3 separate regions of the Homo sapiens genome follow, and all the other regions are linked to region 3. A link is a contact called in ENCODE Hi-C or POLR2A ChIA-PET data. All regions are on one chromosome and are shown on one strand. The core of a region is the stretch at or near the end of the contact, and the rest is flanking DNA. Distances in the headings are between cores, read along the strand shown.

Region 1 (3,526 bases), core at 623-3,122, 210 kb before region 3:
ACTTCAGGGGTGGCTTTTGTTTGTTTAAGTATTGGTTATTTGACTAAATTTAACCAGACAAAGTTCCTCCACCTTTCACCAGAAAAACCAATGACATATATCCATGCAGCATAAAACCTTCCCCCAAAAACTCTTTTATAGGATGGAGAGAAAAAAAAAGAGTAATGGCTTAGTTAAATGAACAAAGATAAATCTATTTAAACAGAATATTATATGATTATATATTTTAAAATGTAAAAAGCAGCCTCTTGTATCTGGTCCTTGAATTCCTTATGTGTCAGGGGACAGTAAGCCCAGATGTAGCATCCCACGGAAGCCCAAAGACAGCTTCCAGGGGCTGGAGAATTTGCCTCTTGAGTAGGATGTTTGCTTCTAGAACTTGTAAACTAAAAATAAAATCCTAAGCCCCCAACTGACTGAATGGACCATCTCTTGGCCAAGGGGTCCCCAGAGTAAACTTGAAAACTGAGTTCTTGGCCATGATGGGATGGGGAGTCAGACACACTCCTTCTACCCCTCCCTCACTAGCCATGATTATGCTTTCTCCCCTAAGGGCTAAATAGAAAGCGGCCTTTTCAAAGCCTCCATTGGTGTTGACGCCATAACGCCCTGAAAGCGTCTGATGTTAAAAGCCTCCACCGCTGACATCAACCTGCCACCTGATGCTGCCCCTTTCTTTTGCCTGATACGAGACCACCGATTATGGAGTGATTCTGGCCATTGTATGGAGGATGCTCAGTGAGGGTTTTCCTGTCCTTTGCTTCACTTTTTGAAGTCAGAGGCTCGAAAACTCCACCCTCAGATTATGCTAAGGCTGCCATTTTTTCTACATGGGACCCATGAAGGCGCATGACGCTCAATTGCGCATGCACATGTTTCTCCTTTCATAAATATTCATGACTCCTCCCATAGCTTATTGAATATGTATATTTGGCCTCCCTGCTCTGCATAAATTCCCATTCCCTTTTCCCCTCCATCAAAATATCTTCCTAGCCTGTCGGAATGGCCACCCGAAGGCCGCAACCCTTTATGAGAAATAAAGCTCTCCTTTCCAATTTTATGAACCTCATCCCTCTTCCATTGACACACTCATCCCTCAGTTCTGAGTTCTGTGTCCTGGCCCATGAGAACGCCAAGTCAGTGGAATCACAGGCAGTTTCTTGGTTCTAGAGACGCAGGTCACCCAGGCTGCATTTTGCCTGGTGGAAAAACAACTCGATCACCCCAGATTAGCAGGAGCATTGCCACAAAACATTTTAAAGGACTCTCGCTCCCCCTAGAACAATTAAGGGTTGAAGCCACAACCCTGTAGTCCATTTCTGTCTCTCTGTCTGCCAATTAGTAGACTGGGCCTCCCCGATAATTGTGATCTCAAGGTAATGGCTTAAGTAATTGATGACGTTGTCCTCATTGGGGGATCTTAGCACATCAAAAGAAGTTGAGAAAGCCAAAATTCACCTCGAGTCTGAATTAATCACTTTGTCGAGCACAACAAAGGCTCTCTGCTTTGCTAATAATCCCAGATGAGGTAGCAACCCTCAGTTAAATAAGGAAACTGTGGTGTCTTTAATTAATGTTTCAAAGCGCTCAGACTTGCTTTTTTCACTCGCTTTATTTTTATGAAAATGGAGGCTAGTGAAGGCAAAGCAGATATTTTCTAAACTTCTCAAGTTCAAGAAGAATGAGGCCTGGCTTCATTGTAGCTCACAGAAAAGGATCTGGGGGCTCTGGTTGACCACAGGGGCAGTCTGTCGTTGCCTAGGTCAGAGGAAGTTAGTCCCAGTGTATGGCTCCAAATGCTACCCTGTGGTCTTAGTACTTCCCCTTGCTCCAGATATGGCTTCTGGGACGACAAAACCTCCCACTTCCTCCTAGCACTGCTGAATCAGCCTTTCTAGGCTGCAGCTCAGAAGCCAGCTGCCTTCTAGCCTGCTCTCTGTCTGACATTCTGATCTCAAATTGTCTTTCATGAGGCCCACTTCACCTGGCAGCCCAAGCCTCCCCAGCCTCCTGACATCCCCCACTCTGCTTGACCTTCACCTTATCCCTTTCACTACTTCCCAAAGCCCCAGGGCAGCCCACGCCTGACATCCAGTCACACTTCAGGCTTCAACTCAAGACCGTGGGGCCAAGTCAGAGCCCCAGGTTCTGTGTGTTTAGAATGGGAGTTTGAACACATTGCTGTGTTGGTCTGATCCCAGCTACACAGCCATCTTTAAAAGGACTTTGATACCTGTCTTAGTTTGTTTTCTGTTGCTTATAACACAATACCTGAACCTAGATAATTTATAAAGAAAAAGAATTTATTTCTTACAGTTATGGAAGCTGAGAAGTCCAAGGTTAAGGAGTTGCATCTGGTGAGGGCCTTCTTGCTGGTGGGGACTCTGCACAGAGTCCATTTATGATAGCTTTGCCCTCATGACCCAGTCACCTCTTACAGGCCTCACCTCTCAACACTACCACATCGGGGATTAAATTTCAACATGATTTTTGGAGGAGACAAACATTCAAACAATAGTAACACCCCTAAGGCCACTTGAAAGCCAATGAGCAGGATGCGGAGGTGTGAAAGCCACTTAATGCAGTTCAAAGATACTTACAGAGTAGATATCATACAAAAATGAATAAGATACATCCTAGCCTCCAGAGAGCTTATCCTACAGAAAACAGGAGAACTAAGGGTTTACCTTGGACTTGGGGAAGCTGAAATCACTGCCTTCACATGCTTGTTATCTTGTCTAATAAACCCCCTTGGCTTCTAAATTGATGACCATCTTTGAAACTTCATGCTATCTTTGGGTCTTTCCTTTGATCCTCATCTGCAGTCAATCACCAAGTTCTGTCAACTCTGCCTTCAACACATGTCTTGAGTGAGTTCTTCATTCTTACTCCTAACTGGCACTGCCCTATATCAGGTCGTCGTCTCTCCCTTGGGCATAGAGTTTTCAGTAGGGTCCTGAACTGGCCTCCCAGCCTCTAGCTTCTCCTATCATCCTCCAATCAGTCCTCCACACCAATGCCAGAAGAAGCTTGCTCATATGCAAATCTCATCATGTTGCAGCCCTGCTCAGAATTCTTCCTTGGCTCCCTGTCACTTTCAGTTCAAGCACTAACCTCCTTTATTTGGCACCTAGGGTCTTTGGTGATCCGGCCACAGCTTGACTGCTAGCCTCACTGTAAGTCATCTCTGTCCCTAAATTAGGCTTGGGCAATCTTGCATGACTCACACGTTCCTAGTTACGCCATGTCGTTTCACCGTTCTGGGCTTTTTCCCAGGCTTTTCTCTAGGGCCAAGACAAAGGAGAGGCAAGAACAAACCTAGGGTACAAAATTTAAGGAGGTCCTCACTCTCAGGGCTGTACAAGTGCCACCCCTGCTCTTGTACAACCCTGAGAGTGAGGGCCTTCTTAAATTTTGGGCCTAGGTGCTTGCTTCCTTCTCTCACCCTTGTCCCAGCCCACTCTCCTCTCTGCTGATGCATCCACTCTTTCTCCATTTGCAAAGGCCAGATTGCTCTTCGGCTTTC
Region 2 (3,553 bases), core at 248-2,747, 250 kb before region 3:
GTGAAATATTTGCAGAGGTTGTAGATTCTTCTCAAACCTTTGAGATTAACAACAATCGTTAGCATTTATTTTGAGGGTTTACTATTGACCAGGCTTCATTCTAAGTGCATTGCCTGTATTTCCTCATGTAATTCTCATAGAAAATGGATGAGGACATTATTTTATCCACTTTTCAGAATAAGAAACTGAGACTTAGAGAGGCAAAGTCACTTGCCCAAGACAGGGACTTGACCCCAGCCCAGGTCCTTGGTGGTGAGCATGCTGTCATCTATTCCAGTGACTGCTCTTAGCTCGGGTGGCCTGTCTTTGAACCCGCTCCAGTGCTGGGTAGGTGTGCAAGGGAAAGCAGGCAGGCTCCCAGCTGTGCAGACTGTGGCTTTCAAAGGTGGAGATTTAGAGCATATTCTTGCTTAATGGACCAGAAAACCCCCAGCCCAATTAAAGAGGTAAGGCCTTGGTTCACTCTAATCCAAACTTACATATAGACTCCTTTCCGGGCAAGAAATTCTTAACCAGTTATTCATCTACATTTAGCTATGCAATTAAGAATTCACTTATTCAACTCCAAAGCACCTGGTTGAAGAGAAAATGTAGGCAAATCAGTGAAGTATTGTGTAGACAAAAATAACCACTTGTTTGACTTGTTTAATTAGTGGTTTTCTCTCTTTTTTGAAACTGACCAGTCAGTTAAACCAAAATAGTTCACAGCCGCCTTCTGGGAACTTAAGTAGAATAGACTGTTGGGATTAGCCTGGGGGCTGCCTGGCCTTGTTCCAGAAGGCCTGCCCCTGTTAGGGGTGACCGAGCTATAGACTGTTCCTGGTGGTGGTGGGCAGGGGGTCACCTACAGGCACCGACATGAAAAAATGTCCAAATGACCCAGCCAAATGGAAAAGCACATTGTAAAATAGTATGGGGAGCTCTGTTAATAAATTATAGTCGGTCTTTCTATTAACTAGTCCCTTCAGAAAGCATTTATTGAGCACATACTCTGTGTCAGACCCCTGGCTTACAGGGCATAGATCTGGAGCAGGAAATTATGGGGCACTGTCCTTTTCATCTTATCTATTCCTTGAACGTTCAGTGTTTTATAATGAGCGCATGTGACTTCTGCAATGAAAAAAAAAAAGGAGAGGGAGAATTTGTCACTGGATTGGTCCCCCGAGACTGTCAGAGGCAGAGTGGCGGCTGGCAGTGCCACAGTTGCAGGTGTCAGAGAGTCTTAGGAACTTGGGCTCAAGGCTTTGTCCTGTAATTTAACAGCTGTATCACCTTGAGCAAATCAACCTTCTTGAAACTGTTCCTATGATTAAAGAGACCGTTATGAGGTCAGATGAGAATAGTTTGTCCGAACAGTAAAGTTTAATGAAAATGCTGGTCATGGTCACCTTCCATGGGCCACACCCTGCTGCTGCCACTTTGTCAGGGACGAGGAAGCTGAGCGAGGAAGTGCCCCAACGGGGCATCAGGAGGCCCCTGACAGGAGCCCAACACCCCCCACATCAGCAGAAGGAACAGAAAGGCATGCACAGGCCGGGCGTAGTGGCTCACGCCTGTAATCCCAGCACTTGCGGATCACCTGAGGTCAGGATTTTGAGACCAGCCTGGCCAACATGGCGAAACCCCGTCTCTACTAAAAGTACAAAAATTGCGCCATTGCTTTCCAGCCTGGGTGACAAGAGCAAGACTCTGTCTCAAAAAAAAAAAAAAAAAAAAAAAAAAAAAAAAGCCATGCACGTTGGGAAACTTCTGATTTTCAGGTAGAACTGATGAGGGCTTTCAGCTCCTCTGACAACTGCTAAATGCCAAGCATCTGAGAACTTCTTGTCTCCGTGACAGTTTTATTTCCCAGCAGGCTGAGGATGCTAACAGGGTAGCTGCTGTCCTACCCTCAAGTCTGACCTTTGCCATGGAATGTCCATGTGGAAGCGGCAGGAGGCTCAGTGAGGAAAGGGGTAGACGCTACTGCAGATCACAGTTGTGAGTGTCTGAGATGCTCAACTTCCAGAAAGTTCAGAGAAAGTTAAGGAGAAGTCCAGTGCTGGGAGTACCTGGGCATTTGACTCACAGGCGCTCCTCCGGGGCTGGATGGTCCACAGGGTGCCATGGAGAAAGCAGGGTCCCCAGAGTCCTGGGGCTCTGTCCCTGCTTGGCTCATGGAGTGTCTTTCCCTTTTGGGTCAGCTCTCCCGTCTGTCATTAGAGCAAGAGGCTTGAGTCAGCTGAATGACAGAGCAGACTCAGCTACCAGGGAGAGTTTTCTTGAGGAGCCAGTGACACAGTCATAGGCCATGGAGTCTGGAGTTGCTTTCCCAGGGCTCCTGTCTGTCACTCTGAGCAGGGTCAGGCAACATCTGCCCATGTTACCCTCAGAGTACTCATGCCTGGGGTCCACCCTGAATTCACAGAGCCCTGCAGAGATCAATGGACCGAACCAGCGCTTTCTCAGCCCCTCCCCTTTCAGGAGTTTGTAGAGCCTGTTCAGCAACTTTCTTTTGCCCTTTTCAGGCTGGTACAATCCCTGGTCCTCTTCCTGGCCAGACTTTGGACCTCCCACTCAGAGGTTTCTGTCTCCATCATTCTGACCTGCTGCTTGTCCACATGTGGGCCCCAACTCCACTTATCCACCTAGGACTTGGTAAAGTGCAAATCTGAGTATGCTGCTTCTTTACTGAACACCCTTCAATGGTTTGCCAAGTCTTTAGCATGTGGCACATGATGTCCTTCACACCCTGCTCCCTGCCTTGTTCTTTGGCCTTGTGCCTCCTTATTCCCCCCGCCTGCCTGCCCCCGGTCCCCCTCCCCACCCCACCGCCAAGAGCCAATCCTGATCATACCGACTGAAACCCTCCATGATCTCTCACTCCCATGCCTTTGCACATGCTGTTCCCCCTGCCTTGCCTGGAACGGCTCCTCTTTTCTTGCCTGGTTGACTCCTAGTGGTTCTCTAGTAATTGTAATTTTTTTCCTGACTGTCTTTCTGCTCGTTTGTGAGTGGTGGAAACACATCTTGTCTTCTTATCTTTGATGTCTAGTGTTCATTATGGTGTTAAGCATGCAGTGGGAATTCCATGATGTCAACGCAGTGTGCTGTATTCCAGCTCCAACGTCTAATGCCAACTGGCTTCAGGCCCTGTCTCTCTCGCCTGGACCACTGAGGAGCTCCCAGTGAAGCTCTCTGTCTCCAAACCAACCCTCCCGCCAAGGCCAATCACCTTTGTAAAACAGAAGCTGACTGTGTCGTTCTATTCCCTATAAATCTCTAGTGGTTCTCCATCATTTGAAGCAAGTTTAAGCTTCTTCACTTGTAACCAAGCAGGGGCCCTTCAGGAGCTCCTGACTTCTCTCCTCACCCCATTCCTCTTATACCTGTGTTTCCAAACGTTCTCAGTTCACGGTGCCCTTAGTGACTCAGTAATGTCTTCGTAGCGCTCCCCAGGCCAAAAGAAGAACCCCACAGTCTCATTTCTAAGTAGATAAGTTCAAACAACTTTATAAGTATACATGTTCTAGCAAGTTAGTGGACATTTGAAGAAATAATACACATAAACTGA
Region 3 (3,444 bases), core at 914-3,413:
TTCATTGGTTCCCATCAGGGCAGGGCAGGGGCTGGATGGAGGACCTAGTGATGTGTTGGGTATCAGGGGGTGCTGACCTAAGGCTTGTTGGAAACACAAATCCAGAGCTTCTCTGCGTGCTCCCTCCCCTCTTAGAGACGCCCAATCAGTATCTGTCACTGCATAACGAAGTACCTCAAAATTCCGTGGCTGACACAATAAACATTATCTCACCGTTGCTGTGCTCCAGGAATTTGGGAGCAACATGACAGGACGATTCCCACTCCAGTTCTGTCATGAGGTGGCGGTGAGCTCTTAGCCCAGGCTGCAGTCACCCAAGGGCGTGACTGGGGCTGGAGGGTGTTCTTCCCAGGTGGGTCACCCTTGTGGCTGGCAAGCCAGAGCTGGCTGTTGGCCAGAGGCCTGGGTTCCATCCACGTGGATCTCTCCACAGGGCCATTGAGGGTCCTCTTCCAGAGTAAGTGATTCAAGGCAGAGCAAAAGCAGAAGCCACATGCCTTTTACAGCCTAGTCTCAGAAGCCACACATTGTCATTTCTGCGCTGTCTTATTGGTTACACAGGTTTGCCCTGCTCAGTGTGAGAGGAGACCACACCAGGGTGTTGACTTCCAGGAGAACTGGGTCCTCAGGGGCCATCTTAAGGGCTGGCTGTCACAGCTGTGATCACAACCCTCAGTCGGTCCCTTATGAACAAATGGTCCAACCCTGAGAATAGTTTAAAAAAAAAAAAAACCCGAAGGGAATAAAATATATGTCATAGTGATTTGCACCTAATATTCAGCCCACTTACTATTGTGTTCCCCAGATCAGCCTCAGAAATTAAATATCCTTTTTTTTTTTTTTTTTTTTGAGATGGAGTCTTGCTCTGTCGCCCAGGCTGGAGTGCAGTGGCACAATCTTGGCTCACTGCAACCTCTGCCTCCTGGGTTCAAGCGATTCTCTTGCCTCAGCTTCCTAAGTAGCTGAGATTACAGGTTCATGCTACCACACCCAGCTAATTTTTGTATTTTTAGTAGAGATGGAGTTTCACCATGTTGGCCAGGCTGGTCTTGATCTCCTGACCTCAGGTGATCTGCCTGCCTTGGCATCCCAAAGTGCTAGGATTACAGGCGTGAGCCACCATGCCTGGCCTAAATATCCTATTTTTATATCCCATCTTAGAACTGTCTTCCCTGAATGTATCTAAAGTCACTTTTTAAAAATATTTTTTAAAATCCTACCCATACCACCTCTTCAAGCGATAGACTGAGGTGTACCAAACAGAAGAACCCTTGCTTTTCAAGGGAACCCTTTCGCTTGCTGCTTACCCCTGTCTGCTTCCAGGGGTATTCCTAGGTCTCTCAGTTGCTCGAGCAACTAAACCTAACCAACTTCTCTACTAAACCTAACGTTTTGTAAAGATTTGAAAGGAAAATCACTCTGAACAAAGAGTAGTCCCTGCTTTGGTATACCAGTAGCACCTGTGAAGACAGGTGGCCCCAGAAGTTTTCTGGGACCCTCTGAATTGGTAGGAGAGGGGCACCAGTTAATCAGAGGCACAGACAGGGAGGAGCAGGGTTGCTCCTGTTCCTGCAGCAGTATCCATTTCTGGGACCCACTTTCCAAACCACCCCCCCGAATTCTAACAGCAGGAGACACACACACACACATACCCTCAGGCTCTACATCACCTCTGCCTCCTTCAAGACCACCCTTAATATTCATTTTAACCAGATTTTGCCTGAATAAAAACGTGAAGGGGAAGAAAAGGTGCCCCAGTGTGTTTTCCCCTAGGAAAATCCCTACTGGTAACTAGTCTTATTTGCTCAATAAACAAAATCTTAGGCTGGGAACTGAAGGTCAGCACAAGCAGCATCTGCGGGTGTGCACCGGGGCTCTGGGGCCCTGTAACATTTGCGCGTGTACCTGGGGGAAGGGGTGCTGCATCGGCCCGCCCCCCGCAGCCACCCGCCGCAGCAGTGGTCACCGAGTCAGGGTGTGGGGAGGTGGAAATGAAATGCATAATTCATAGGCCGCTGTGGTGTCCAGTCTGTGGGAGGGGTGGTAATTACAGAACTGAGAAATGAGGCTGCAGCGGGCAAGTCACCTCTAGGTTAGAGGCTGCTATGATAGATGGCCTGCATTGTTCTCTTTCTGACCTTTTTCTGAACTTCCCCTTAGAAGAACAGAGGAAATATGGTGCTGCCTTTTCCCATATTGTTTTTGAATAATACCTTCAGACGCCAGCTTTTAGAGTTTCTGTTCTTCCGTTTGGGGTTTTGCTTCCCCCTCCACCCGCCCAATGCCTTGCTTCTTTCCATAGAAAAATCGAATCACTAATGACTTTATCCTAGTATTAATGGTAAATACAGACTACACAAATATTTGTCCACACTGAACACAATACATACGGGGAAAGGAAAAAAAAAACCCGCAGCACCCTCTCCCTCCTTCTGCTCCGCCCTCCACTGCCAAGCAAGACAATCCCAAGAGCCGTCCTCCGTCCTCCGTAATGATGCAGACGGGGCTGATGAGAAGGGTGGGGGGCGTTGCTCGGTAGGAAGTGATGGAACCTAAGCTCTGGCTTGCAGAATAGAATCGTTTTAACCGGACGTGAAGGTGCAAGCAGGAATGATGCTCACTCCCATGTAAGCTATTGATGCTATCCCGGGGGGATAAAGTAACAAGGCTGGGGACTGTGTGCCGTATTCCCTTCATCAGCCTTTCCACTGTGTAACCCGAAAGCCGCAACGTCGTTTCCCTCCACGCTTCTCTCTGCCGCTAGTGATTTCCTGGTCTGAACTGTGACTCCCTAGTGATGGCCTGTAACTTTGGGTTCTGTGATCATCTGAAGTCTATCAACCTCTATATAGTCAGGGAAACCCAGAAGAGGGAAGAGGGAAGATTTCTGTTTGATTTTCACACAAGCAAGACTTACTAAAGAGTTAGGCAGAATTGTTCACTTAGCCTTCAATTCAAAATTGAATCTCAGGTTGAAACTTTGGGGTATGTGGGGTTGTTTTGTTTTTTGAAAAATGTACCCCTTTTGAGGCCAAATGAAAAGGAACTAGACAGTTCTGTGTCAGAGCCTTTCAGACTGGGGGTGGAATTTGGTTAGCTCCATTTAGCGGGTTAATGTTGATTGAACTCCTGCTGTGTGCATCACCACCCTGAGCTGTGTGGCAGCTGAGCACTTCCCTGGGAAGCAAATATAGGTTCTGTCTCCTCAAGGAACTTTTGATCTCTTGGGGGAATCCAGGACAAGCCTAAATACAACCATACAAAGACCTACTTACACAGCTGACACTACAGAGACAGGCCTGCCAGGCAGGCCCTCGCTGATTTCCAGTGATGCCACAAAACTTTTCTTCCTTGGCAAAAAAGAAACTAAGCTGTTCATACCAATGATCACTGTCATTCTTTCAAACATCTCACAGGTTTTTTTATGGGTTTAATTGCTTATGG

Evidence for each region. A loop is a pair of places that touch in the nucleus more often than their neighbours do. ChIA-PET counts read pairs that join two places held with the same protein, here RNA polymerase II (POLR2A). Pooled maps may share reads with other maps.
Region 1: a loop to region 3 is called in a pooled map, with 3 times the contacts of the local background. The contact joins two enhancer-like sites. A Hi-C loop is called at or near these places in 1 of 168 maps with a recorded cell type or tissue (mammary epithelial cell), 3 of 37 single-sample maps with no recorded cell type and 6 of 50 pooled maps. POLR2A ChIA-PET finds 5 or more read pairs at or near these places in 2 of 52 experiments (HepG2 and OCI-LY7).
Region 2: a map of CD14-positive monocyte shows a loop between it and region 3 (2.9-fold over the local background). The contact joins two enhancer-like sites. A Hi-C loop is called at or near these places in 3 of 168 maps with a recorded cell type or tissue (CD14-positive monocyte, GM12878 and mammary epithelial cell), 5 of 37 single-sample maps with no recorded cell type and 8 of 50 pooled maps.

The regions. Positions count from the first base shown.
Region 1 is chr7:139,853,982-139,857,507 of GRCh38, reverse strand. The region is part of intron 1 of TBXAS1 (thromboxane A synthase 1); the gene reads right to left. Among named protein-coding and RNA genes, the nearest start is that of TBXAS1, 26 kb to the right of the region's middle. RefSeq lists an enhancer at 1,605-1,684. Within about 2 kb of position 1,872, at least 17 of the 41 ENCODE cell types and tissues checked have a DNase peak (open chromatin) inside an H3K27ac peak, as active enhancers do.
Region 2 is chr7:139,896,589-139,900,141 of GRCh38, reverse strand. All of the region lies in intron 3 of TBXAS1 (thromboxane A synthase 1), which reads right to left. Among named protein-coding and RNA genes, the nearest start is that of TBXAS1, 69 kb to the right of the region's middle. Within about 2 kb of position 1,497, at least 2 of the 41 ENCODE cell types and tissues checked have a DNase peak (open chromatin) inside an H3K27ac peak, as active enhancers do; they include CD14-positive monocyte, where a contact is called at or near this core.
Region 3 is chr7:139,647,755-139,651,198 of GRCh38, reverse strand. All of the region lies in intron 2 of HIPK2 (homeodomain interacting protein kinase 2), which reads left to right. Among named protein-coding and RNA genes, the nearest start is that of CLEC2L, 130 kb to the right of the region's middle. RefSeq lists an enhancer at 1,584-1,853. Within about 2 kb of position 2,163, at least 20 of the 41 ENCODE cell types and tissues checked have a DNase peak (open chromatin) inside an H3K27ac peak, as active enhancers do; they include CD14-positive monocyte, where a contact is called at or near this core.